6 separate regions of the Homo sapiens genome follow, and regions 1, 2, 3, 5 and 6 are each linked to region 4. Evidence: chromatin contacts called from ENCODE Hi-C or POLR2A ChIA-PET data. All regions are on one chromosome and are shown on one strand. The core of a region is the stretch at or near the end of the contact, and the rest is flanking DNA. Distances in the headings are between cores, read along the strand shown.

Evidence for each region. Hi-C counts contacts between places; a loop is a spot of excess contacts on that map. ChIA-PET counts read pairs that join two places held with the same protein, here RNA polymerase II (POLR2A). Pooled maps may share reads with other maps.
Region 1: a map of GM12878 shows a loop between it and region 4 (4-fold over the local background). The contact joins the promoter of HIF1A here to the enhancer-like site in region 4. A Hi-C loop is called at or near these places in 1 of 168 maps with a recorded cell type or tissue (GM12878), 1 of 37 single-sample maps with no recorded cell type and 3 of 50 pooled maps. POLR2A ChIA-PET finds 5 or more read pairs at or near these places in 1 of 52 experiments (naive thymus-derived CD4-positive, alpha-beta T cell).
Region 2: a loop to region 4 is called in a pooled map, with 3 times the contacts of the local background. The contact joins two enhancer-like sites. A Hi-C loop is called at or near these places in 1 of 50 pooled maps. POLR2A ChIA-PET finds 5 or more read pairs at or near these places in 2 of 52 experiments (HCT116 and OCI-LY7).
Region 3: a map of naive thymus-derived CD4-positive, alpha-beta T cell shows a loop between it and region 4 (7-fold over the local background). The contact joins the promoter of PCNX4-DT here to the enhancer-like site in region 4. A Hi-C loop is called at or near these places in 1 of 168 maps with a recorded cell type or tissue (naive thymus-derived CD4-positive, alpha-beta T cell), 4 of 37 single-sample maps with no recorded cell type and 10 of 50 pooled maps.
Region 5: a pooled map shows a loop between it and region 4 (7-fold over the local background). The contact joins two enhancer-like sites. A Hi-C loop is called at or near these places in 12 of 37 single-sample maps with no recorded cell type and 4 of 50 pooled maps.
Region 6: a pooled map shows a loop between it and region 4 (7-fold over the local background). The contact joins two enhancer-like sites. A Hi-C loop is called at or near these places in 3 of 37 single-sample maps with no recorded cell type and 9 of 50 pooled maps.

The regions. Positions count from the first base shown.
Region 1 is chr14:61,693,781-61,697,967 of GRCh38, forward strand. It overlaps HIF1A (hypoxia inducible factor 1 subunit alpha), which reads left to right and starts at 1,733. Exons shown (of 15, transcript NM_001530.4): 1 at 1,733-2,059. The coding sequence starts at 2,025. HIF1A-AS1 (HIF1A antisense RNA 1) reads right to left here and starts at 2,043. Exons shown (of 2, transcript NR_047116.1): 1 at 1,927-2,043. RefSeq lists an enhancer at 1,052-1,421 and silencers at 1,492-1,791, 2,092-2,191.
Region 2 is chr14:61,523,989-61,528,083 of GRCh38, forward strand. All of the region lies in intron 10 of PRKCH (protein kinase C eta), which reads left to right. Among named protein-coding and RNA genes, the nearest start is that of PRKCH-AS2, 19 kb to the right of the region's middle. RefSeq lists an enhancer at 1,380-1,529. Within about 2 kb of position 1,488, at least 33 of the 41 ENCODE cell types and tissues checked have a DNase peak (open chromatin) inside an H3K27ac peak, as active enhancers do.
Region 3 is chr14:60,090,244-60,094,337 of GRCh38, forward strand. It overlaps PCNX4-DT (PCNX4 divergent transcript), which reads right to left and starts at 1,503. Exons shown (of 5, transcript XR_943918.4): 1 at 1,460-1,503. PCNX4 (pecanex 4) reads left to right here and starts at 1,680. Exons shown (of 11, transcript NM_001330177.2): 1 at 1,680-2,176. RefSeq lists enhancers at 1,501-1,630, 1,721-1,910, 1,874-2,507, 4,088-4,094 and a silencer at 4,088-4,094.
Region 4 is chr14:60,752,139-60,756,235 of GRCh38, forward strand. All of the region lies in intron 1 of MNAT1 (MNAT1 component of CDK activating kinase), which reads left to right. Among named protein-coding and RNA genes, the nearest start is that of MNAT1, 19 kb to the left of the region's middle. RefSeq lists enhancers at 1,238-1,517, 1,928-1,977. Within about 2 kb of position 1,758, at least 5 of the 41 ENCODE cell types and tissues checked have a DNase peak (open chromatin) inside an H3K27ac peak, as active enhancers do; they include GM12878, where a contact is called at or near this core.
Region 5 is chr14:60,202,560-60,206,797 of GRCh38, forward strand. No RefSeq gene overlaps it. Among named protein-coding and RNA genes, the nearest start is that of DHRS7, 39 kb to the left of the region's middle. Within about 2 kb of position 2,406, at least 2 of the 41 ENCODE cell types and tissues checked have a DNase peak (open chromatin) inside an H3K27ac peak, as active enhancers do.
Region 6 is chr14:61,660,056-61,664,439 of GRCh38, forward strand. No RefSeq gene overlaps it. Among named protein-coding and RNA genes, the nearest start is that of HIF1A, 33 kb to the right of the region's middle. Within about 2 kb of position 2,621, at least 18 of the 41 ENCODE cell types and tissues checked have a DNase peak (open chromatin) inside an H3K27ac peak, as active enhancers do.

The sequences.
Region 1 (4,187 bases), core at 483-2,982, 940 kb after region 4:
TGCACCAGATATTGTTCTAAGTATACATTTATTATCTCATTTAACCATCCATAATACTGTGGTATAGACACTTTTATATCCATTTTATAAATAAGTAAACTGAGTTATGGAGAGATTAAACGACTTGCCAGTAAGATTCAAAGCCTGTGTACAAGCTCACGCTTGATTCTGGAGCCAGTGTTCTTAACACAGTATCTTGAGAATGTTAAACTAAAAAGTTTTTAATTTACAGTATTCTTTCCACAATTAAAAAAGAAATTATGAGTAATTATTTTTAGTTCTTTCTTCTCTTCAGGCATTTCCCATGGTTCTTTTCAAGACATAATACATATCATTTAGTGTTGTAGATCTGAAAAAACAAAAGTAGCGTGAAGATCAAAAATTTTCTAAAGAGACGGAGTCTCGCTACGTTCCCTAGGCTGGAACACCCAGGCTTCTCCAGCCTCACACCTCTGAGTAGCTGGAACCACCCTGTCCGCTAAGGTCAATGTTTAATCGTATCTTTGTAGGTCTACTGACCAGTTAAAAAGAGGTGCTGTATACATTGGTTGTTGTCTTGTCAGAGTTTGATGCTTCTATATAGACCATTGTTTTTACATGCTAATACAATTGAAAGCCACTACAGATATTTATATTTACAACCCAAAGCTAGGTTTTAACAAGAAACTCATAAGGCAAAGGTGAGAAGTAAAATAATTTAGCGCCAAGTGGAGATATATGTGCAATGCTACTTTGTTGGGCTCAAAACATATTTTTCTTTTAGAAGACTGACAGGCTTGAAGTTTATGCCTCCAAAGACAAAAGTGATTATGTTTTGTTTAGTAGCTTGCAAAGTTGCCAAAGGCCATTTTTTCTACTCTTTCCCTGAAATTGGTTTATATGCTTATTAAAGTCATTTATACCTATTTGCAAATGCTTAACATAGTTTCAGATTTTAAGATTTCCCTGCAACTTTATTTCCCTTGAAGTTTACAGCAACAGGAGTTCATTTTTATTTTTAATTGCATTTATTCAGTAAGTAAACTCCGCCACAGAAAAACTTAGTAGACAAGGTGAGTTCCCCTGTGCTCCGTGGCAAAGAGTGCGGTGGGTGACATTGACCCATGGTTAGGTAATCTGGTAAGGAAAGACCCCGTTGTAACACATCTGAGCAACGAGACCAAAGGAAGGGCTTGCTGCCACGAGGCGAAGTCTGCTTTTTTGAACAGAGAGCCCAGCAGAGTTGGGCGGCAATCGTGCCCAGCACTGAGGCCGAGGAGAAAGAGAGCAGGAGCATTACATTACTGCACCAAGAGTAGGAAAATATGATGCATGTTTGGGACCAGGCAACCGAAATCCCTTCTCAGCAGCGCCTCCCAAAGCCGGGCACCGCCTTCCTTCGGAGAAGGCGCAGAGTCCCCAGACTCGGGCTGAGCCGCACCCCCATCTCCTTTCTCTTTCCTCCGCCGCTAAACACAGACGAGCACGTGAGCGTCGCAGCCCGTCCCAGCTGTGCCTCAGCTGACCGCCTCCTGATTGGCTGAGAGCGGCGTGGGCTGGGGTGGGGACTTGCCGCCTGCGTCGCTCGCCATTGGATCTCGAGGAACCCGCCTCCACCTCAGGTGAGGCGGGCTTGCGGGAGCGCGCGCCGGCCTGGGCAGGCGAGCGGGCGCGCTCCCGCCCCCTCTCCCCTCCCCGCGCGCCCGAGCGCGCCTCCGCCCTTGCCCGCCCCCTGACGCTGCCTCAGCTCCTCAGTGCACAGTGCTGCCTCGTCTGAGGGGACAGGAGGATCACCCTCTTCGTCGCTTCGGCCAGTGTGTCGGGCTGGGCCCTGACAAGCCACCTGAGGAGAGGCTCGGAGCCGGGCCCGGACCCCGGCGATTGCCGCCCGCTTCTCTCTAGTCTCACGAGGGGTTTCCCGCCTCGCACCCCCACCTCTGGACTTGCCTTTCCTTCTCTTCTCCGCGTGTGGAGGGAGCCAGCGCTTAGGCCGGAGCGAGCCTGGGGGCCGCCCGCCGTGAAGACATCGCGGGGACCGATTCACCATGGAGGGCGCCGGCGGCGCGAACGACAAGAAAAAGTAAGCCCATTCCCTCGGCCCGCCGCCTTCTCCCCCGGCGACCCCGCCCGCCTGCCCGCCCTGGGCTCCTGGGCCGGCCTCGGCGTTAATGGGATTGGGGGGGGCAGCCTTTTTGTTTCTGCTGCTGCTCCCCTCCCCTCTCTTCCCCCAACCTCGCCGGCCGGGCTCCCCCGCTGTCCACGTCGCCATCTTGTCGTGGGGGGTGGGAGACGCCTCGAAAGTGCTTTCAGGGGCCGGGGTCTGAGCCCTGCTTGCCCTCCCCGCCGGCCGTGGGGGCCTCGCGCCGCCCACCTACCCGCCTCAAAAACCCAGCCTGCTCTGTGGCCCCATCCGGAGGGGACTTTACCCAGCCTGAAAACCCCGGGAAGAGAAATGAGCTGCAGCTCGGTAGCCGCGGTTTGCACCCGGAGCTTCCGCTCCTTCCCGCCCCCATCCTCTCCAGTTCCATTGAAAACTCGGCCCTGGGGCGGACCCTGCACGCTGGTCCTGGCTTTCCAGTGGACTTGGGGCCTTGAGTTCCCGACTGAGGGACTCGCGTGGTCGGATGCGATCTTGTCCTGTAGTTGTCCAGCCGTCGCGGGTGTCTTTGCCTTTGTGCATTAGGGATTTGCCGCGATGGCCTTAAGATGCGAACTTTTTAGTTTGCACGTGCAGGTTTTGTTTCGTTTTAATCGCCTTGAAAAACTTGCCTAGACTGAGAGTCAGAGTAATGGGAATTTAGGGAAATGGCAACATTTTAAAGAGAACTTCAGAATTGGATACTTGAGTTCATATCACCTGTCACGAGAACGCAGATATTATAAATGAATATATGCCTCATTCATTCTTCAAATAATGAAAATGTAGGGGCTGGTTAAATTTAGGCAGTTTTAATGATACTGAAAAAAGTATATGATGAGTGAATGAAATGCGGCACTAAAATGTTGCAAAAATTTTCGAACTCTGTCTCATTTTCCTGAAATTGAAGTATATTAAAGGAAAACCGTCAACATATATCTAAAGTAAGTAATCACTCGGTTAGAACTTAATGCAAGTTTTATAAATCACCTTGAAGTTTGAGTCTAAGGGGTACATTAGAGATTAAGAATTGTGAGTTGGACCAGTGGTGTTAAGAGCGGACTCCCCCATCCCCCAACACACACACAATTTTGCCCACTTTGGCATTTTAACTTTTAAGGAAATCACTTAAGGAATTGAAGATTTAGAGTAAGAGTTTTGGTTAGTAGACTGGCTTTGCTGTTAAATCCTTCCACTCTTCTGGCAGAGAGATTAATTTCCCTAATCAGTATCAGCAGAAGATAAACTTGTTTATATTCCTGCTGTTTTGTAGATCCCTTCTCCTGGTCCTTCTTCAATAGAATATTAAATTCTTAGTTTGTATACAGCAGAGAAGGTCACTTATAAAATTCAAAAAGTGAGCAAACAGGTCTAGATTAATTCCAAGAGTTACCAGGAATTAATTGCAGTTTATTTTGCGGAGGTGATTACAGTGCTTTTGATGAAATGATAAAGCTGCTATATTGTAAACCTAAGGCAGATTACCTCTGTGTAGTGCCAGTTTTCTATCCTTATTATATATTGAATCATACTTAATACAATGCATTAAATTATGTACCACTTTTTTTATATACAGTATCGAACTCATTGTTTTGCCATTCATCCGTTCAGAATATCAGAAGCAGTTTTGAAACGAATTAATAAATTAGCTACTGTTCATCAGCCCCAATTCTAAATAAGCTCTTAGATTTTCCTCAGCCCATCTGTTACTTTCAAAATTTTCTCATTTGAAAACTTGGCAACCTTGGATTGGATGGATTCATATTTCTTAGTATAGAAGTTCTTGATATAACTGAAAAATTAAGTTAAACACTTAATAAGTGGTGGTTACTCAGCACTTTTAGATGCTGTTTATAATAGATGACCTTTTCTAACTAATTTACAGTTTTTTGAAAGATAACTGAGAGGTTGAGGGACGGAGATTTTCTTCAAGCAATTTTTTTTTTCATTTTAAATGAGCTCCCAATGTCGGAGTTTGGAAAACAAATTTGTCTTTTTAAAAGAAGGTCTAGGAAACTCAAAACCTGAAGAATTGGAAGAAATCAGAATAGAAAATGGGTATGGTTATGAT
Region 2 (4,095 bases), core at 238-2,737, 770 kb after region 4:
ATTCTCCCTACTTTTGTCTGTTTTGAAATTTCCCATAATAAAAGTTGAAAAATATGTTAAAAATAGTTCATATAAATAGCCTCCTAGATTCATTCTTGTTCAAGGAGCCAGCTCTCAACTCGCTTTCCTTTATTTCTTTTGGAAGAGTAACTGACTCTAGTGATCTAAGCAGTAAGACTCATGTCAATCTGTTTTATTACTCTCAGGATAGCTTATGGTGGAAACAAAATAAATCCAATTTCTGAATCTCCTTTGTCTTCAATCACTTGGGAATTCTCTCTGAAACTACTGTGGGCATTTTAAGTAACCCTGATTACCCAGCAAGAACAATGTAGCTTTCAGACAAGCACAGAGGATAGAATAACTCTTTCTACCCTTCTATGCTTGCATGACAAAAGCTGTAGCTATTAAATACCGGTGCTCAATGAGCTAATGAATGGCAAGCCGGTAACTGTGGTTTTGGCATTTTAGTATTTGAGCCTCTGCCCTGTATGAACTTGTAATCTTCATTGTGTAGCCTTGTTAAGTTCAGCTGCTGAGTTACATGTTGGCATAGGAAGCTGAGGTACTCCTAAGCCAAAAACTGACCTCTGCATATTTCAAACTAAAGTCAGGAGGCTTAGGGTGACTTCTTTTGCTTTAAAAAAAATAAAGGCATGATTTCCCTTTAGAGTGGAAGCTGACCATGACTGTAAATGGCTCTATAATCTTTGGCTTTGTTTGAGTCACCCTCTCCATGTTCTGCTCTTCCGTTTGGATGCAAGCCAACATGAGGATAAGTGTTCTGCTTGGTCCTCGTTGTTTAATAATTGACCCTTCAAAACCACTTTCTTTCTCCAGCTTCATCAAAGAGAAGAATTTAAATTTTGATTTCAGGTTTCTTCTTTTCCCTCTTGAGTCTATCTTTAAGGGGTAAAACATGTGGCTTTTTATAAGTTTAAGTACTTTGGAGCAAAGTTTATGGAGTGTCCTTCCATCCCCTAAAAATAAGATAGGCTCTGAGTTGGCCAGGGCAGTCCCATTGGGGTCCATCTGAAATGCTTCTGTTTATCCCTTTGGTCAGCACCTCCTGCCAGGACCATGCTGGAGCTGCTAAGAAGGAAGACAGGTGCACAGACAGAGCCTTCTGGAATACAGTGCGGGGTATGCTATCATAGAAGTATAAACTGGGCACCCTAGGAGCAGAGTTGATATTGCTATGACTGTCTGGGGACATCAGGACAGACTTCATAGAGCAGGTATGAGATACTTGGGCTGAGGGCAGCACTGGTAGCCTGGAATTACATTATGCTCTTAATTGAACCCTCTTGGGATCCCAGTTTGAGCGATCTGTCTTATTAAATAGCACTTGGTATGAGAACAGCCATGGCGTTTCCTTTACAGCTCATACAGTTCTGAGAATGCCTAAAATTAGATTGAAATCAGGATTAAGGTGTCTAACCTGCCTTTGTGGCCTCGGGCATCCTGTGACCAGGATGAGTCACATCCCTGTCTTGCCCACTTGCGTCTTCTGAGAGCTGCGTCCCAAGACTTCCCCATGCAGAGCTGATTGTAATAGTTGACTGACAAAACTGATGGCCCAGCACTTTCTCTCCCTGCGCGATTCCTGCTGCCCATGACAGCAGCTGAGTAATAAGCAGTCAGACCTCTTACCTGGGACATTAGTCACAAGCTCTTAAGCAACTGCGGGTCAACGCTTGAGACCGTTTTGGATTTCTGTTAGCACTTGTTTCTGTTGCCCAAGAAGATCCTTTCCAAGACTTCAGCAGGCATACTGGCTTCGGGAAAATTCAGAAACTCAGTGACCTTGTTTGGAAATGTGAGTGATAGTGTTCTGGGCTCAGGTCCACACAGGCCTGGCTTGTCAGGCTAGGACACAGTGTCGATAAAGCTGGGCTCATGGGCTTTGTCCCCCCGGCCGTGCTCTCTCCTGGGGCTGCAGACTAGTGTGTCTAACCTCAGCCAGGCGCCTCTCTACTGTGTGCCCGCAGTCCCAGAGGAGCCAGGCACCCAGGCCTTATAGTGCCTCCCAAGTCAGAAAACACTTGTGGAAGAACTGAGAGTGGTGGCCTCCTTCACTGGGCAGGACCACGATCATCCTCACCCCTGCTCCCGTCCTGCGCTGCTACGATTGCAACCTTTTGTAGGTTAAACTGGCTGTGCTCATATTGTATTTATGTGGTGGGGCCAGGGGAGGAAGCAGCTTCCACAAATCAGCCCACTGAAAACAGTCACTTATATGGGACATGGGATTCTGCGTGGAGAAGGGCTGATTTGGAGCCAGGACTGGGTTTGGGTTAGAGACACAGAAAGCTTGCTTCGCTGAAGTGGGTGCACAGGTACTCAGCATGCCTTTGCCTTATGCCCCTGACACCCGGGGAGGCTGCTACTAAGAGCAGAGAAGTCTGTTCTATGTTCCATTGATCTGTGCCATGAAAGCTTTGCTGCTTTAACCACACTTATTGGGGATTCCTGGAATACCAGACTTGGTTTCCATTCCTGGGCATTTTCTAGTGGCCATTTTCTGTAAGACCTGTATGGCCAGGCTGTATCAACTCACAGGACAGCGTGTGGAAACCAGTCATGCCAGTTCTGTCATCACCTACCTCCTCCAAGCCAGCAACGTGATCCAGGCTGGACAGAGACCAACCTTTTGCCTTGGGCCATGCAGGCCAACAGACCTTGATTCTCACACTGAGGCAAGAAAATAGAACCTCGAGTGCCCTGACACAACCCACAGTGAATATGGCACTCCAGAAAGAGCAGTCAGCTGCAGCCACTGAGGAGACGCCACAGCGAGGGGGGCTCCAGGCGGCCCAAGGCCATGGCAGCCTCCCACAATGGCAGTTAACCACAAAGCTCCAGGCCACCTAGCATCCCCCCCGTGACCTGCAGCCTCCTTGTCACTGATCAGCCTATGTGGGTTGCCTCTGAGCATATTGTTCCTTTAAAAACCAAAGTGTAAATGTCTCACCCAAAAGGCCAAGCTGTTGCTCTGTCCAGTCTAGACTGTGCCTGTGAGGCTAGCAATGCCACCCTCCCTCTGTAACAGTGCCCTGGGGTATGGGTGGCAACAGGACAACCAGGTGCTTGTGCTGGGAAGCGGGTTTTTTTAAGAGAGCACTGCCTTTTATTTACAGACAGCTTTATCAGTACATGGCCATGTTCCTGCCGACCTTGAGGACTCTTTACCAAACAATCCTGCTGCTGAATATTCACTTCCTTCCACATGAATTTGCTCTTAGGGATTGGAGGAGGGGTGGAAATGCTTTCAACCAGTCTCCATAATCTAGGCTTCTTGTGCACCTGGGGTACCCACAAACAAACCCTGTTCTCACTCTGGTTTTCCTTTTCCTGATTAACATCCCCACAAACCTACTGGATTTAAGACAAACCCAGAAGTCATCATTTCTGCTGCTTCTCTCTATCCGTCTATCTCTAAGTGATTATCAAGCCTTATTACTGATTTTGCTTTCACCGAAGCCCTGCTTCCTTTCCCCTGACTAACTCCTTATTTTCCATTCCATTCATCACTGTCCTGGTTCAGGTCTTAACATCTCTTCCCTGGACGGTTTCAGCCTCCCCCAACTGATCTTTTCTTGTCCAGCCAGGAATCTGTTACTCCCTTAATGAGGGAGCATCAATGAGTTCCTTTTGCCTAATATGTAAAAATCAAAATTCCTTCGTGTGACATTCAGGACCCTTCATGGTTTGAAGGACTTAACTTTCCTCTGTAGCCCTGAGATTTTTCATGGCCCCAGCACTCCTCTGTCCTGTGCTGCCCGCCCCTCAGCCTCCTCCACCATACCCAGGGTTCTCTGAGTCCACCTGCACAGCCATACTGCTGGGCTTGCTGCCGTGTCCCTGCCCCATCCGCCTGTCCATGGCGGCCTTCTCACTCCCCTTCTCTGCCTGGGAGACTCTGACTCATGCTATCAGACCCAGCTCAATTTCTGCTTCTGCTGTGAGGCTGTCTCTCTCTCCTCCCACTAGAAGGAATTGTTCTCTCTTATGTTTCTCTCGTAGCACTTGGTTCATACCTTCATCGTGCCACTAGGATGATACAGCAATTGGTGTGTTCCCCCTCCCCACCCC
Region 3 (4,094 bases), core at 253-2,752, 660 kb before region 4:
CTTCACTATTTCAATAAATGTTGAATGAATATTTTATACACAGCTAACCAAAGGGCTTGTACCATATGCCCTACTAATTTTATTCTAAGAAAGCACGATGTTCAAATATATTTGAAAAACAGCAGATATTTCAACAATAAACATGTTAATTCTGCTTGGGTCATATGTAATGCCCATGAGAAGAACAAGCATAAATACAGACTCTCTACATAAAGATAATAGCTCATCCTTACTAAGCACTTAAGCTGTGCCATTTACTCTGCTAAGCAATTTACAATTATTTGATTTAATCCAATGACATAACTCTCTGCGGGTTAAGTTCTATTATTTGCCTTATTTTACAAGATATGGGGAAACTGAGCACTAGAGAAATTACATAACCTCAAGATCTCACAAGTAGTAAGCAGTAGTGCCAGGGTTTCAACCCAGACTTCCTGACTCTGGAGCCTCCACTCTTAATTACATGAAACTCAGACTTCTTGGCGGTAAGTGATGCTTCCGAGATGCTTAATGTGGTACTCTGACCCGCAATGAGTGAGCTTCAATGAGAAAAACTATGGATGGACCAACAGCACGTTTTCCCATATTCTATCAAATCGTGAAGATACCAAACTATGAAAGGGTCTACCTGCAAATTAAGTCCTTGAAGACAAGTATATGTATATCCGGGGTTTTCTTCCACATGCTTTCAACACACTACACTTTTGCTCTGGACACAATATCTTAAAAATAAATAAATAAAGCTTTGGCTTTTAATATGAACACAGTAATTATTTTTCTATTACGACCTGAAAACCTAAATACTTAAATACAAAGTCAGCATTTCCAAGACAGCCAAGAGCCAAGAATTAAAAAAAAAAAAAAATTAAGGCCGCATTTATAGTTTTGAGGAATGGAGATCCAAACAAAACAGTCCACAAGTCATCTTGGACGCTGAAGTGTGCAGAACTGCTAGGGCATCTACCCAATCACATGGGGGAATTGCGGGTACCTTGATACCGACAAGTTAGCTTCAAAGTTCCCTTACCCGAGCCTCTAAATCAGCTGAGACCAATCATTGTTAACGCTCTCCGGGGCCGTCTTGAGGACTCCCAGTTGGCAATCTGGAACGTGTCCAGAACTTGGTGGGGCGGGGGGGGGATCATATTTCGTGGAGAATGGGGGAGGTGAGCCCTGGGTATAGGGATAACTTTTTAACTAGCGTTAATTGGGGTCTTTGCGGCCAGGCTGTAAAGATTCCCGCCACACTAATATGAATCAGCCATGGCCTTTTAATTGGAACGCCGGAACTCTGCCTTGTTTTATTAATATCTTAATAACACGTTTCTATAATGGACATGTTGGTTCCTTGTATTTTAAAACGCAGCCACAAACTGAGGCGATAGCGATCACGTTATGCAGTCCCCAATCGTCCAAGCCGAATAGGCTGCATGAAGTATCACTCAAAAACATTCATTACCGTCGGTGTGTTGAGTGGTAACGCCAGTGTGCGAATTCATTAATGGAAATCACGGGACCCCGAGCGGTTGGAGATCTGCCACACCCCTCTGCCTGCGTTAAGACAGCCTGACCCGACCTCTGGTAAATTAATGCGCAAAATGGCGGTTGCACGTCTGTTTCCCCACCCCGGCGCACAATCCTGAGGAAGGACGTCACGTCACCAGGGCAACGACGCTCTTGCGTAAAGGCCCGGCCCAAGGGAACGTTCAGGGCGTCTCGGCTTTCCCCGCTGCTGCTTCTGCTAGGCCCAGTGCGAGACCAGAGCACGAGCGACTCCCGTCGTCCCCGGCCAGGCAGATGTTGGCCTAGTCCTGGCGCGAACGAAGCGCGCTATTTCCCTGCTTCCTCTAGGCCAAGCCTGCTTTACGGCAGGGCCCGCCTCGGGAGCGAGCACAGACCGGGGCAGCGAGGCCAGCCAGGCGCCGACGAGGTCCCCGAACGCGCACGCGCTCCGTTCAGCTCCGGGTGGCGGCCGCCGGAGTAGACGTTAGCCATGGAAACCGAGAGCTGGCCCGGGCGGGGCCGCGGTGAGCTCGTTATTCGGCCGCCGCAGCTTTTCTGCCTCCGCATTCGGGCACTAACCAACCTCCCGGCGGGAGCGCCCAGCCCGAGTTTACCTGCAAAAATGCGGTCCCTGGGATGCCTTCGCGTCTTCTCTTCCCTCGGGTGACTTGAGGTACGTTCGTTGTCCGACGTCCACCTCGGGACTTCTTCGGCATCTTAATGTCCAAGCCTGTGCGGAGAGCCAAGTTGTTCTAGGGGCTTTCATTGCCACAAGAAACATATTTTTCGTTTTTCGTTGCAAAACCTTTAAGTGCAATTATTGCGCTTAATGAACTCAGTCATTAGAGATAGTAATTCAGTGTGATTTTAACTTTCCTTTGAAAGACTACTTTAGCCTGTTGAATTGTAGCATTTTGTTTCTAAGAGACTCGTACGAAATGGAATATGGCACACCCACCCGGAGCTGTGTCCGTTAGGTAGAACTGTACTCTCGCAATATCTCCAACTAAACCTCTTTTGTCCGAATTGTTCAACTCATGGCCCCCTGAACGTGAAGCGCTCCTTCCCCACTGATCTCGACCTCTGTCCCCACAACCTCTTGTCTCTCCAGGACCAGAATTTACTCCAGTGAATCGGAAGTTGTTTTCCATGCCGCTGAATTGGTTATCTGCTCTGTATCCATCATTTTTCACTTACTCATTTTTTACTATTTTTAGGTGTTTGTTTTCTTCATTAAATCATTCCTGCAGTTAGGGCAAAGACTGCCCTTCATGTTATTTGGTATCCACCGCCACTCACGCCAAATCCCCAGACCTTTAGCATAGCATCCAGTTCAGATGTTGCCTTTTCACGAATTTAACTGTTTGTAGCATCTGTTGGCTGCTCCTAAATTTCCTACTTAAAGAGCTGCCTTCTAATTATTAACTGCTGTGGAAAATACCAATCAGGGAAGCTTTTTCTTTTTTAAGAGCTTTATTGAGATGTAATTTACATTCAATACAATTCACCCATTTATAGAATTGTGCAACCCTTACCACAGTCAAGTTTGGAACATTTTCATCACCCCAAAAAGAAACCTTTTACCCTCAGCAGTCACCACCTCCCTCCCCCCATTATCCTTACCCCACCAGCCATAAGCAATTACTAATCTGTTTTCTGTCCCCATAAATTTGCTTATTTTGGACATTTCACATAGACGGGAAAATACAATATGTGGCCTTTTGTAACGGGCTTTCACTTAGTGTGTTTTCAAGGTTCAGCCATGTTGTAGAATGTATGAGTACTTCATTCCTTTTTATAGTCTAATTTCATTGTGTGGATATATCACATTTATCCATTCATTGATGGACATTTGGGTTGTTTTCATTTTTTGGCTGTTAGTAATATTTCTTCTATGAATCTTTTGTGTACAGATTTTTGTGTAGACATATATGTTTTTATCTCTGTTGGGTGTATACCTGAGAGTAGAATTACTGGGTTATATGGTAACTCTATGTTTAGCCTTTTGAGGAACTGCTAGACTGTTTCCCAAAGGAGCTGTATCATTTTACATAACCACCAGATATGTTTGAGGGTTCTGATTTCTCCACAGTCTCATGAATACTTATTATTGTCTGCCATTTTTATTTTAGCCAGTCAAGGAGGTTTGAAATGGTACCTCATTATGGTTTCAGTTTGTGTTTTTCTAATGAGTAATGATGTTGAGTATCATTTTATATTTTCTGTGCTTATTAACCATTTGTATATCATCTTTGGAGAAATGTCTGTTCATATCCTTTGCTCATTTTTTAAAGATTGGATTATTTGATTTCTCATTATTGAATTGTAAGAGTTCTTTATATAGTCTAGCTATAAGTCATATATATATATGATTTGCACAAATTTTCTTCCATTCTATAGGTTGTTCTCACTTTCATGATGGTGAGAACCTTGTTTTTTAAACAGTTTCTCACTTGTCTTGTGAAAGGGTACTGGATACCAACCCCCTCATGCTGGCTTAGCCATCAAAAGCGTCCCATTTTTACACTTTGTAGATTCCTCTTGGACCCACTTTTCTCCAAAGAACCCTATTCCCCCAAGTTATCCTTCCA
Region 4 (4,097 bases), core at 508-3,007:
TTACCAAAATATGTTGTTTTATTTGATCTTATTTCTTGCTACTGATCTAGAATGGATTTGGAATAGAAGATATGGGACAAAAAAGCTTTCAAAAGTGATGGGATTTATGAAGTATGACATGCCAGATGCTGTATTTTTGAGATCTATTGGAGCATAAGTGAGGACCAGTTAAGGATCTATTTCTATATTCTTTGGGATTAGGAATATAGTTTTTAATATTTGCATTTTTTAAAAAATGTATTTTAAAATAGATTTATTTTAAGCATGTCTATTATGTTTTATTGAAAAAATGCCACAAGATAATATTAAAAAATGTTTTGACAAAAGAAAAAAATTATACATAATACTTTCACAGAGGAGTTCTTTTAATTTTTATCTTCTTATTTGTATGTGTGTGTGCTGTGTAGTCTCAGCTGCTCTGGAGGCTGGGGTAGGAGGATTGCTTGAGCCCAGGGGGTCAAGGCTGCAGTGAGCTATGAGTGTGCCACTATATTCCAGCCTGGGTGACAGAGTGAGGCTCTGTCTCAAAGCAAACAAACAAAAAACACTTTGGAGAATGCTGTTTTAAGTTTTGACTCAGTAACTAATTTTGTAAGAAATTTCATATTACTCTACCATTGTACTACTTATTATTATTATTTTTTGAGATGGAGTCTCACTCTGTTGCCCAGGCTAGAGTGCAGTGGTGTGATCTTGGCTCACTGCAACCTCTGCCTCCTGGGTTGGAGCAGTTCTCCTGCCTCAGCTTCCCGAGTAGCTGGGATTACAGGTACGCACCACCATGCCCGACTAATTTTTGTATTTTTAGTAGAGACAGGGTTTTGCCATGTTGGCCAGGCTAGTCTTGAACTCCTGACCTCAGGTGACCCACCCACCTTGGCCTCCCAGAGTGCTGGGATTACAGGCGTGAGCCACCGCACCTGGCTTGCACTAGTTATTTATTGCTGTCTAACAAATTATCCTAAAACTAAATGGCTTAAAATAACAAACATTTATTTTCTCACGGTTCTTGTGCATCAGGAATTTGGGCATGGCTGAGCTGGGTAGTTTTGGCTCAGGGTGTCTCATGAGATTGCAATCAAGTTTCAGCTGGGGCTCTATTCATTTGAAGGCTTGACTGGAGTTGGAGGATAAACAGTTGACCATTAAACAACATGAGTTTGAAGTGTGTGTCCACTTATATGTGGATTTCAAAAAACAAAACAAATAAGAATTGAAAATACAGTATTCACAGTATGCAAAACCCCATGTATATGGAGGGCTGACTGTATTAAGCTCACTCATGTGGTTTTTGTCAGGAGTCCTCAGTTCTTTACTGTTATTTTTTGGCTAGAGGTGTCAGTTCTTTGTCACATGGGCCTCTCCTAAGGATTTCTTCAGTGTTCGCACAACATAGTAGCTTTCTTCTCCTCAGGTGGATGATTCAAGAGAGAGACAAACAGAAGCCACGATGTCTTCTATGAACATCATTCAGACACCATCGTTTCTGCTGCATTCTGTTTGTTCAGAGTCCTAAATACAGCTCACATTCAGAGGAAGGGGAATTGGGCTTCCCCTTTTGATGAAAGAAGTATAAAGAATTTGTGGCCATATGTAAAACCACACCAACCACATATGTATATTTATCACTGGAATACCTTGAATCCAAGAGGGCTCCCAGTGATTTTTGTCTCCTACTTTTTATGTCCTTGCTTAGTTTCTCCCTGATTGTATCAGGGTTGCTTGTATAACCAATCGAATATGGTAGAAGTTTCTCATTTCCAAGGCTAGGTCTTTAACAAAGACTTTGTGGCTTTCCATGTGGTTACTCTCTATGTTCTTGGGCAACTTGCTGTCATGAAAGACAGTTTATGTGTCGTCAGCAGCCTTATGAAGTTCCGTGTGGTTAAGAACTGAGACCTTCTACTAACCGCCAAGTCAGTGAGCCATCTTAGTCTTCAGTCCCAGTCCTGTCTTCAGATGACTGCAGCCCCAGCTGATATCTTGACAAATAAGCTGCTCCTGGATTCCTGACACTGAGAAATTTTGTGAGATAATAAATTGTTTATTGTTTTAAGCTGTCAAGCTTGGTGGTGTTTTGTTATGCAGCAACAGATAACTAATAGAATCCCTTCATCTTTATTAAAACAAAAGGCACATTGCCAAAAGCTGTACACATATTAGGGATTTTATTTTTTTTTTAATAATAGGGAGAAATTTCTTCTTTTTTTTTTTTTTTTTTGAGACCGAGTCTCGCTCTGTCGCCCAAGCTGGAGTTGGAGTGCAGTGGCACGATCTTGGCTCACTGCAACCTCCGCCTCCCAGGTTCAAGCGATTCTGCTGTCTCGCTCTCCTGAGTAGCTGGGACTACAGGCGTGTGCCACCACACCTGGTTGATTTTTTTTTTATTTTTAGTAGAGACGGGGTTTCACCGTGTTAGCCACGATGGTCTCGATCTCCTGACCTTGTGATCTGCCCGCCTCGGCCTCCCAAAGTGCTGGGATTATAGGCGTGAGCCACCGCGCCTGGCAATAGGGAGAAATTTCTAAGGGCGCATGTTCAACAAGCCATTGTCATTAGAGAAGTGGCTTTTGTTCAGAGGCATATGAACTACTTTTATTCAGAAGTAATCAAGGGGGAATCTAGTAGTATTGTAAAGGTAAACATTTTAATATCATGTAAGATGTGATAATAATTTAGTGTTTTTAGTGAGAATCCTGTAAGCTTCCTGTCATTGACTAAGGTCTGGATTACATTCTATAACGCATGAAGTAGCAATTTGAGAAACTAATTCTTTATAAAAATACTTTCACCTTGTTAATAGATTTGTTTCTGTAAGTAAGAAATACAGTGGAGTTGAATCTTATGTGGAATTTGTATATACGTATTTTTTTTTTCCAGAGACAAAATCTCACTCTGTTGCCTGGGCTAGAGTGCAGTGGCATGATCACGGCTCACTGTAACTTCAAACCTCTGGGCTCAGGAACCCTTCTGCCTCAACCTCCCAAGTAGCTAGGACTATAGGTGTGTGCCACCATGCCTACCTAATTTTTTTTTTTTTAGTTGCCCAGGCTGGAATGCAGTGAAGTGATCTCAGCTCACTGCAACCTCTGCCTCCCAGGTTCAAGTGATTCTTCTGCCTCAGCCTCCAGAATAGCTGGGACTGCAGGCACGTGCCACCACACCTGGCTACTTTTTGTATTTTTAGTGGAGACGGGGTTTCACCATGTTGGCCAGGATGTTCTTGATCTCCTGACCTCATGATCCACCCGCCCTGGCCTCCCAAAGTGCTGGTATTACAGGCGTGAGCCACTGTGCCTGGCCTAATTTTTTATTTTTTGTAGAGACAGGGTCAGGCTTTGTTGTCCATACTGGTCTTGAACTCTTAGGCTCAAGCCATCCTCCTGCCTCGTCCTCCCAAAGTGTTGGGATTGTAGGCTAGTCACTGCACACAGCCTGGAATTTGTATTCTAAAGTCATGTAAAGCAGAAAATATAGTGAAGATTACCCTTAATATTAAGGATCAGAAATTGTCCATATGGGTAAATAATTTTTCATTAAACCTAGCGCAGCCAGTTTTCCTTCCAGCATAGTAATAAATCAGTATTCCTCACCTGAACAGCAGATGAAGTAATTGGCTCTTGTTTTGGCATTATACTGAAAAGACTTACCTTTAAACACTGTCATATATAGTCCAATAAGATGCTTGTCCTAGGAGAGGCATTGAAACTGAGTGCAACAGAGGGAACAGCAGAGTGACATCTCTCATTTTATGATTACTCTGGGGTATAGAGATAGTCACTGAGAGGAGAGGCTGGGGAAATGGGACCGCTTTCTAAAAATGTATCTCTGTCTCTTTTTGCTGAACATATATAAGTGAATTTGTGTAAGTATGCACATGATGTGATGCCATTGTGTAATGCTTCTGAAACGTAAATACTTGTCTTTTTTTGGGAAATGTAGACTTTTTATTTCTTTCATTATGATGCTTAGATTATTTGATAGCCTATTTAATGGACTATGGGATAAGAAAGATTGAGTTTTGTTAACTTACATATAGCACAATGTGGGAACCTCTGTTCATAACGAGCTGTCTATGTCATTAAGGAAAGTTTCAG
Region 5 (4,238 bases), core at 1,156-3,655, 550 kb before region 4:
GAACTGTTTTATAAGCCAGTTTTTTTTTAACATCGTATATTCTGTTAAGTTTTCCATGTTATTAAACAAACTTTTTTTTTAGAGGCAGCGTCTAGCACTGCCACCCAGGCTGGAGTGCATTGGCATGACCACGGCTCACTCTAGCATCAAACTCCTGGGCTTAAGAAATCCTTCTGCCTCAGCCTCCCAAGTATCTGAGACTACGTGTGTGCACCACCATGTCTGACTTTCTTTTTTTTTTTTTTTTTTTTGGTAGAGATGGGGGTCTCACTGTGTTGCCTAGGTTGGTCTTGAACTCCTGGCCTAAAGCTCTCCTCCTGCTTTGGCCTCCCCAAAGTCCAAAGTGCAGGGATTACAGGCATGAGCCACCACTCCCTGCCAAACACATTGTTTTTAGTGACTGTATATTATTCCTTCATATGGAAAATCCAATCTATTTATCCAATCCTTTGTTTTGTTCTGTTTTTTCCTACTATGAGAAATGTTCAGTATCTTTAAAGATAAGCCTTTGGCTACATTCCCAATTATTTCCCTCTGACAAATTTTAAGAAGTGGAATTACTAGTCAAAGGCTATAAGCATTTTTAAGACTTTTGACACACCACTAAAATACTCTGAAGAAATGTTGTAGCAAAATACACTCCTATTAACAGTACTTGAAAATATCCATTCCCCAAACTCTCACAAATACTGGGGATTATAATTTACTAAAAGTTGTAAATTCATTAAAAGAGATATAGTATCTCATTTTAAGGGAACTGCATTCCTTCAAATATTAATCTAACTGAAATTTCTTATTTTATTTTGGTCATTTAGTATCTTTTGGGAATTTACCTTTCATGTCCTTTACCCATTTCTCTGTTTCAGTGGGCATCATATTTTCTAACTGATTTATAAATGAGCTTTATCAAGTAATGCTCTTGACCCCATATTCAACTTTTCCCCCGTTCTTTAATTTTTTAATATACAGAATTTTAATAATTGTACATATTAAAGTCTATTTAGCTGTTTCTTTATGGCTTCTCCTTTATTTTTAAGTGAAGTCTTTCCTTTCCTTGATAGCTGATTATAGTTATCTTTATACTCTATCCTTACTTTTCATCCTTTCATATTTTTATTTTGTTTTTACATTTAACCTTTATCCGCCTGTAACTTAGTTTGGTATAAATTATAAAAAACAGATTTGATGACTTTTCCAAATGTCTCACCATTTGTCTTACTACTATTTATTGGGTGGCTCAATTTTTCTTCCCAAATTTCAAATGTCAATCTTGCTAGTACTAAATTCATGTGTGTGTTTGGGGTTGCTTTTAGAGGTTTCTATTCTGTTCCATTGTTCTGTTTACTGTTACTACAGTCTCATTTTATTTCACTGATTGTACTGATAGGTGGTATAAAAGATAGTAATGCCTGGAAATGCAAGTCTTCATTTTATCATTGTTCTTTTTAAGTTTTCCTGACTATTCTCACTGGTATGTTTAACATATTTTTTGCTGACTTGAGCATCCAACAAAATATATATGTAGCTGTGACCTATACTTTCATTTCATCAACTGCTAATTGCACAAGGGACATCTATCGGGTGTTTACTTTGTGCCAGGCTCTGTTCTAAATGTTTTATATGCATCAACTCATTCAATGCTAGCAGCAACCCTGTAAGATCGATACCTTTATTGCTCATGTTTTATGAAAGAGGAAACGCAAGCATGGAGAGGCAAGGTTAATTTGCCCAAGGTCACACAGCTGGCGTGTGGCTAAACTAGCCGTTGCATGTAAATAAGACTGCCTGCCCACTCAACCCAGGCAATCTGATTTCAGAGCTCACTGCCTCTCAAACAGTATGGCAGGGGTTAATACTATCTTGATTCTTTGCTTTAAACTGGAGATACTGTAATTTAATAATCGTTTGATATGCCAAAATGACTACAAACACTGTTCAAATCAGCGTTTTACACACATTCTATAGCAATGTAATACTTTTCCTCTTTAAAGTATTGAAGGATGAAATTTTCTTCAAATTATACAATACTACTTAAAGTGTTAAATTCCAATAAAGGAGAAAAAAAAGGCAGCAAACTATTGCCAGAAGAGCCCTGGATTGAGCAACAGGGAAACAAAAGTTCTAGTCCTTGTTGTGTTGCTAATTAGCTTCCTGCCTCCACCCCCACACGGACACATACACCCACCCAAAATATTGTCCTTATTAGTCTGTAACCCTGGCTAAATTACAATATTACAGATTCATTCCTTCAGGTTAACTCTCTTTCTGAGATGTGACTAGCCCTGGTGACGTACTACTTGTCAGAGTATTGATTATTTGCCCTGTTTTGAGATTTTAATTCCTCTTAATCAGGAACATTGCCCTGACAAGATAGGAGTTGTCATGGTTCAACAGGGAGCCAGGAATAGAAAGCAATGTTATTCTGGAGGCTGAAAGGCTGTGAGAGGTATGTGTGGTGAGGGACCACAGCTGACAGAAACAGGCTATGGGGAGTAGCTTGGGTATCTCAGGTGACAGAGAGTGGTGAGAGGGGAAGCTGAGAGGAGGAAGATGGTCCTGTGGAGGGAATGTGGGTAGAGCCTCCTCTACTTGAAGTTTTCCCAGCGCTGGTGCTGGGCGCAGCCAAGGATTCTAAAAGAAGGCCTTCCTCTGGGGATCAGGAAGGGAGAGGGAATATGAAAAGAGTCTGCCCTCTTGACATTGACCCAGAGTCTCCACGAGTCATTGGAAAAGATGCATGAGAAGCTGCATCTAAGGGCATGCAAACATATACACACAACACCATAAAAGGAGAAAGCTTTTTAGGCTTTCTTCAACTCATCAGGCTTGTGAATTTCTTTAATAAAAATCTCGGAACATCATGGCTCTACCAAACCTTTGCCTATTCGTCATTGCCACAGTGATACTGACTTTTGAATTCCAGTACCAGGGGAAAAAGATGTGTGTGTGGTGGGGGGAGGAGGGAAATAGTATCACCTTTTATGTAAATTCTTACTTGCTCATACAAATACTTTCTTTTTTTTTGTTTTATGGGGGTGTGGGTGGAAAAGTTTCAGTGTTTTTGCTGATTATAGAAGCAGTGAATGCTTACTCTAAAAAAAAAAATCAATGACACAAAGAAGAGAAATTCTGTCACCCTACCACATTGTAGTGTGTCTCTTCCAGATTTTTTTTCAAATTGGATCACACTGTTCTGCAATTGGCATTTTAACTTAACATATACAATAACTGTAGCATTCCATCTCATCTATTACTGTCCATAGTATTCCATTATATGTATGTACCATAATTTATTCAACAAACCAAGCTGATAAACATTTAGGTCATGATAATTTTTTATTATATATCATCCTTGTATTAATTGTTCCCAATGTATCATAATTTCCTAAGGGAAGAGGAACTAAATGACACATGTATAAAATTTTACTATACATTTTCCTATTTCTACAGTTTGTTTATATCTTTTTTCATGTCTTTTGCTGGTATCCAGCTCTTTTGTAGAAACCTCTTAAATTTGTCCTTTGTTCTTTGTTCCACTTCACAATTGGTAGAACACGGGTCAATAGGGAGCTCAAAGGTTCTCAAATTTGGGGCATCGTGTAATCTTTAGATCTTAAAGAAATCTTTCTAGGAGTAGCAGACATCAAGCTACTGGCAAATGAAAATTCTATGTGAAAAGACTACCTCAACAAAGGAGTGAAGTTCTATGTCCTCGGTGTTCTGTCATATAATTACATTTTCATTATGATTGTTCTGGTAAAAATGAGTCAGGGAGAAAAGTGTACCGTTTTAGGCTTGATTACCTAGGATCACATGAGAGTACCTGGGAAGGAGTTGCTGAGACCAATGACTACCCTTTGAACCAAACAATATATATGAAGATCAAAGTTTGGGTGTAATCTCTTCCGGGGCCACTTGGCTGCATTTTTCTTCCTCAGCACATATTGTTCCCTGCCAGAATTAATACATGAGAGCTGAGATTATAAGAAGCCCAACCAAGACCACGTGCATGACATCAGGGCAGATCTATTGGCACCAGTCAAAGAGCAGAGCACAACGTCCGAGCAGATTAGAACACATTACACTTAGTTCGTAGACTGCAGGCTGCACTGAGAATCGGGCCATAGTGACTATTGGAAGATCAATAGGAGAAGAAATAAAAAGAAAGAAAGAAATAGAAAATGTGCCGAGTCAGGGCAGGAGGGTCTTTCAAATCTCCCAAACTGGGGTCATGGTCA
Region 6 (4,384 bases), core at 1,371-3,870, 910 kb after region 4:
ACTCAATATCCTGGGCTCAAGTGATTCTCCCACCTCAGCCTTGTGAGTAACCGGGACTACAGGCACGTGCCACCATACCTAGCTATTTTTTTTGTTTGTTTGTTTGTTTTAGAGACAAGGTCTCATTATATTGCCCAAGCTGGTCTTGAACTCCTAGGCTCAAGTGATCCTCCTGCCTTACCCTTCCAACGTGCTGGGATTATAGGTGTGAGCCGCCATGTATCCTGACAAATCTTTCTTTTTACTACTCCTTTAAGTGGGACCTGTAGTTGACCCAATACTCTGAACCGAATATATTCACCTGAGAGAGAAAAAAAAAAAAAACTCTGCCACAAATAAAGCAAAACTGTAACAAGAAGCCTTGGTCACATTTGTTGAAGACTAGCATACTGCTGGCTAGTCTGTCCAGATATCTGAGAATGGATTAAATGGCTTTCTGCTGTTCTTTTTAGGATCAAGATGCTATGAAAAGCTTTAGTATTTGATACATTTCAAGGGAGAAAAGGCTGAGTTTACTTATTTTGAAATGCTATGTGTCTTTGTACTTAGGTGAATACATGTGAGTATATTTTAAATTAAATTCCTTTCAACTATTTCAACTATTTTTACAGACATCATTTACTGAGAGGACAAATGGGTAATATAATAAAAATTGCCATGGGTGGAGGTGAAATGTTGTAACTTACAAGCAGTAATTTATCTTCCTGCTGGCATGTCAGGATATGGTGATGACTACACTTGTTGTTCAAATTATTTCCTAGTAACAACCTCAAAGGAAACCATGTTGAGTCTGAAACCATCTTGCATTTGAAAGCCTGTGTGGCCTTCTTACAGATCACATTTTCAAAGAGGTCAGAAGTCAATGTATATGTAGAATTTCAGACACTGTACCATCTTCCACAGGGATTACACTCAGAGGCCTAAACATGTCACAGGAAAAGTTGTTAGACTGTTTAAAGAAAATCAACAACCAGGCACAGTGGCTCATGCCTGTAATCCCAGCACTTTGAGAGGCCAAGGCAGGCGGATCACTTGAGGTCAGACATTCGACACTAGCCTGGCCAACATGGTGAAACCCCGTCTCTACTAAAAATCCAAAAATAAGCCGGGCATGGTGGTGGCGCATGCCTGTAATCCCAGTTACTCAGGAGGCTGAGGCAGGAGAATCGCTTGAACCCGGGAGGCGGAGGTTGCAGTGAGCTGAGATCGTGCCACTGCACTCTGGCCTGGATGACAATGAGACTCTGTCTCAAAAAAAAGAAAAAAAAAGAAAAGAAAATCAACTGGAAGAGGGTAAAAGGAAGCAAAATCTCTCTGCAACATTGGGGAGTGAATTTGCACAAAGGACGTTCCAAAACATCCATGAAGTTGACTGGAAAAAAAAATAGAAATACAAATGTAAAGTTTAAAGGAGCCCATGAACCTAAGGAAACAGATACTGGGGATTTTTGAGCTGAATACAAAACCTCTGAGAAGCAAAAGAAAAAATATGTTTGCCAAGAGGCGTCCTTTCCATATCTAAAGCAAAACCCACAAATACCCATGAGTAATATCATGCAGGTTATGAAGTTCCTATGCAAAACCAGCAACATTTTCATAAACCAGAATTGTTGGAACAGTTGCAGATATTCATTTAAAAAAATCTGACTGTATAACAGCTCTGAAACGCAAAGCTAGGCCACAAAAGTACATTTCACCACATATGTCAATTTTCTTGAACCCTCTCACTATCAGAGTTGCCCAGGTTTTAAAGTTCCAAAGTTAGTAAAGAGACTGTGAATCAGACACTAAAATATGTTCTTCTACTTTGTACTGTAGCAATGCCATATTTAAGAAAAATATGAAAATGAAACCAAAAAGCAAACAAGATTGTGGAATTCCCTGACATTGTATTATATTTTACCAGCAGCCTCTGTATTACACACTGGAATAGCTTAAATGTGTCTTTTTCAATTAATTTCCCTTTTTTTCCAGAAGAATAAAGAAGTACATTTATTACAGTAAATAAAGTTGGCATTGCTCATATTAAACAAACAGGATGTCTGAACTGTATGCATTAAAAGATTTCAGAATGACAAGGCAAGCAAATTACACATATTAGTGCTTATGCTTTCAGAAAGAATGGAATGCTCGGAAAGTACTAAATCACACGTAGGTACTAGAACAAGAAAAAAATGACAAGGGTGTAATTGGTGGTGAGGGTGGGAACTTTTTCTCGCTTAAAATACATTGGGCTCATTTGTGTCTGCAATGCATCAGTTCCCAGTGCAAGAAAAAAAAGCCACGAATATGGACAGACTCAAAGTCTTCTCCAAATGGAAGATCCAAATCAGAACCTTTGAGGAGGTTTGCCTCAGCACCTTCTGTAGAAGTGGTTGGCAGACACACAACTAGACACAAGGTAACATGGTAGAGCAGTGTTGAGAAGAGGATCCGCAGTGGTCTCCACTGCCCTGGCGGTGACCTTCTCCTCTGACTGTTCTGTATGTAACGGGACTGGCTTGTGCAGGCTGTTCAGCAAACCATAGGTCTGGTTTGCTATCCCCTGATCTTGTAGGTCATGTGATTGGACAAGCTCATTTGCCCTTGGGTGGATGGTGTTCAGTGACCCATCTTGCTGAGTCATGCTAAACCTGTTGAGCATGCAGCCTTAGTGCTTTAATGAAAGTGCCCTTCGTTGCATTTAGAAACAGTGACCCACCCTCTCCCTTCTTTGCTCTGTGTCTAAGTGTCATTGACACAGGACAGGGTTCCACACAGGATGTGATTCATATGAGCCAATCTTGAGTAGGTTTCTTGTGGTTTTTAGTTTTGTTTTAGTCAAAAGAAGGGAAACTTAACCATTTCCAATAGGTTTGATGAAGGTAAAAGCATTTCCCTCATTTTTCTGTCCATGCAAAAGAGCATACTGGGAGACCACAAAAGCCAAGGCGATTTGTGGGCCTATTCCCCCATTTCTCCCACCAGGTGTGGGAAAGAAGCAGAAATTTATGGCTTTGAATGGATTCTACAGATGCCAGAGTATAAGAAATTTCTAATCATTAAAAAGACCTCAAACGTGGCCAGGCGTGGTGGCTCACACCTGTAATTCCAGTATTTTGGGAGGCTGAGGTGGGCGGATCACCTGAGGTTGGGAGTTCGAAACCAGCCTGACCAACATGGAGAAACCCTGTCTCCCTTAAAAATGCAAAATTAGCTGGGCGTGGTGGCGGGCGTCTGTAATCCCAGCTACTCCGGAGGATGAGGCAGGAGAATCGCTTGAACCCAGGAGGTGAAGGTTGCGGTGAGCCGAGATCATGCCATTGCACTCTAGCCTGGGCAAGAAGAGCAAAACTCTGTCTGAAAAAAAAAAAAAACCCACAAACTTGTAAGGACCTTTAGAGTTGACCGAACACTTTCACATTAGTAATTTCATTTGTGCCATACAGCTTGCCCATGAGATAAGTCAGGGTTGGCCTCCTCTTTATGTGAGTTGATATTTTTAAAAATTAGAATGTACCGTAATACGCGTCCTGTATAAGTGATGTTCATTGTACAAGTAATTTTCATTGTTCCCCACTAGTGTAGATAAGGAATGTCCATAGGAAATTTTGTAACAGAGGCCATCCTCCAGCCCCCACAAATACATGCCTCACCCTACCCCAGTATATATGGAAGAATATGTTCAAGAGAAAGTGGCTGTTCACACCTTATTTTAATTTTTCTGAAACAGGAAGCAGGCAGAACAGCGGGGAAAAGGGAAGCTAACTCCTTCTTCCCCTTTCATTTTCTCTGGGGCTATGATGCAAAGCAATGCTACAGAATATTTTAACCCCAGCCAATCACCATAAGAGAACACATAATTAAAAGCATCAGAGGTAAGAGTTAAAGAAAATGATTTTCTAAGCTGTTTGCTTGTTTTGAAATAGAGACAGAGTCTCAGTATGTTGCCCAGGCTGGTCTCTAACTCTTGACCTCAAGCAGTTCTTCCACCTTGGCCTCCCAAAGTACTGGGATTACAGGCCTGAGGCAACACATCTGGCCCTAAGCTATTTTTTAAAAGACAATGTTTAACACATGATATGAACATATGTGTGTGGTAAGTAAAGTAGAATGAGATTTCTTTATTTTTTCTTTTTCTTTTCTTTTTTTTTCTGAGACAGCGTCCCACTCTGTCAGCCTGTCACTCAGGCTGGAGTGCAGTGGTACGATCATGGCTCACTGCAACCTCAGACTTCTGGACTCAAGTGATCCTCGTGCCTCAGCCTCCCAAGTAGCTGGGAATATAGGCACCCACCACTATATCCAGTTAATTTTTTTTATTTTTGCTTTTTAGAGAGGAGTCTTACTATGTTGCCCAGGCTGGTCTTGAACTCCTGGCTTCAAGCTGTCCTCCCGCCTCAAA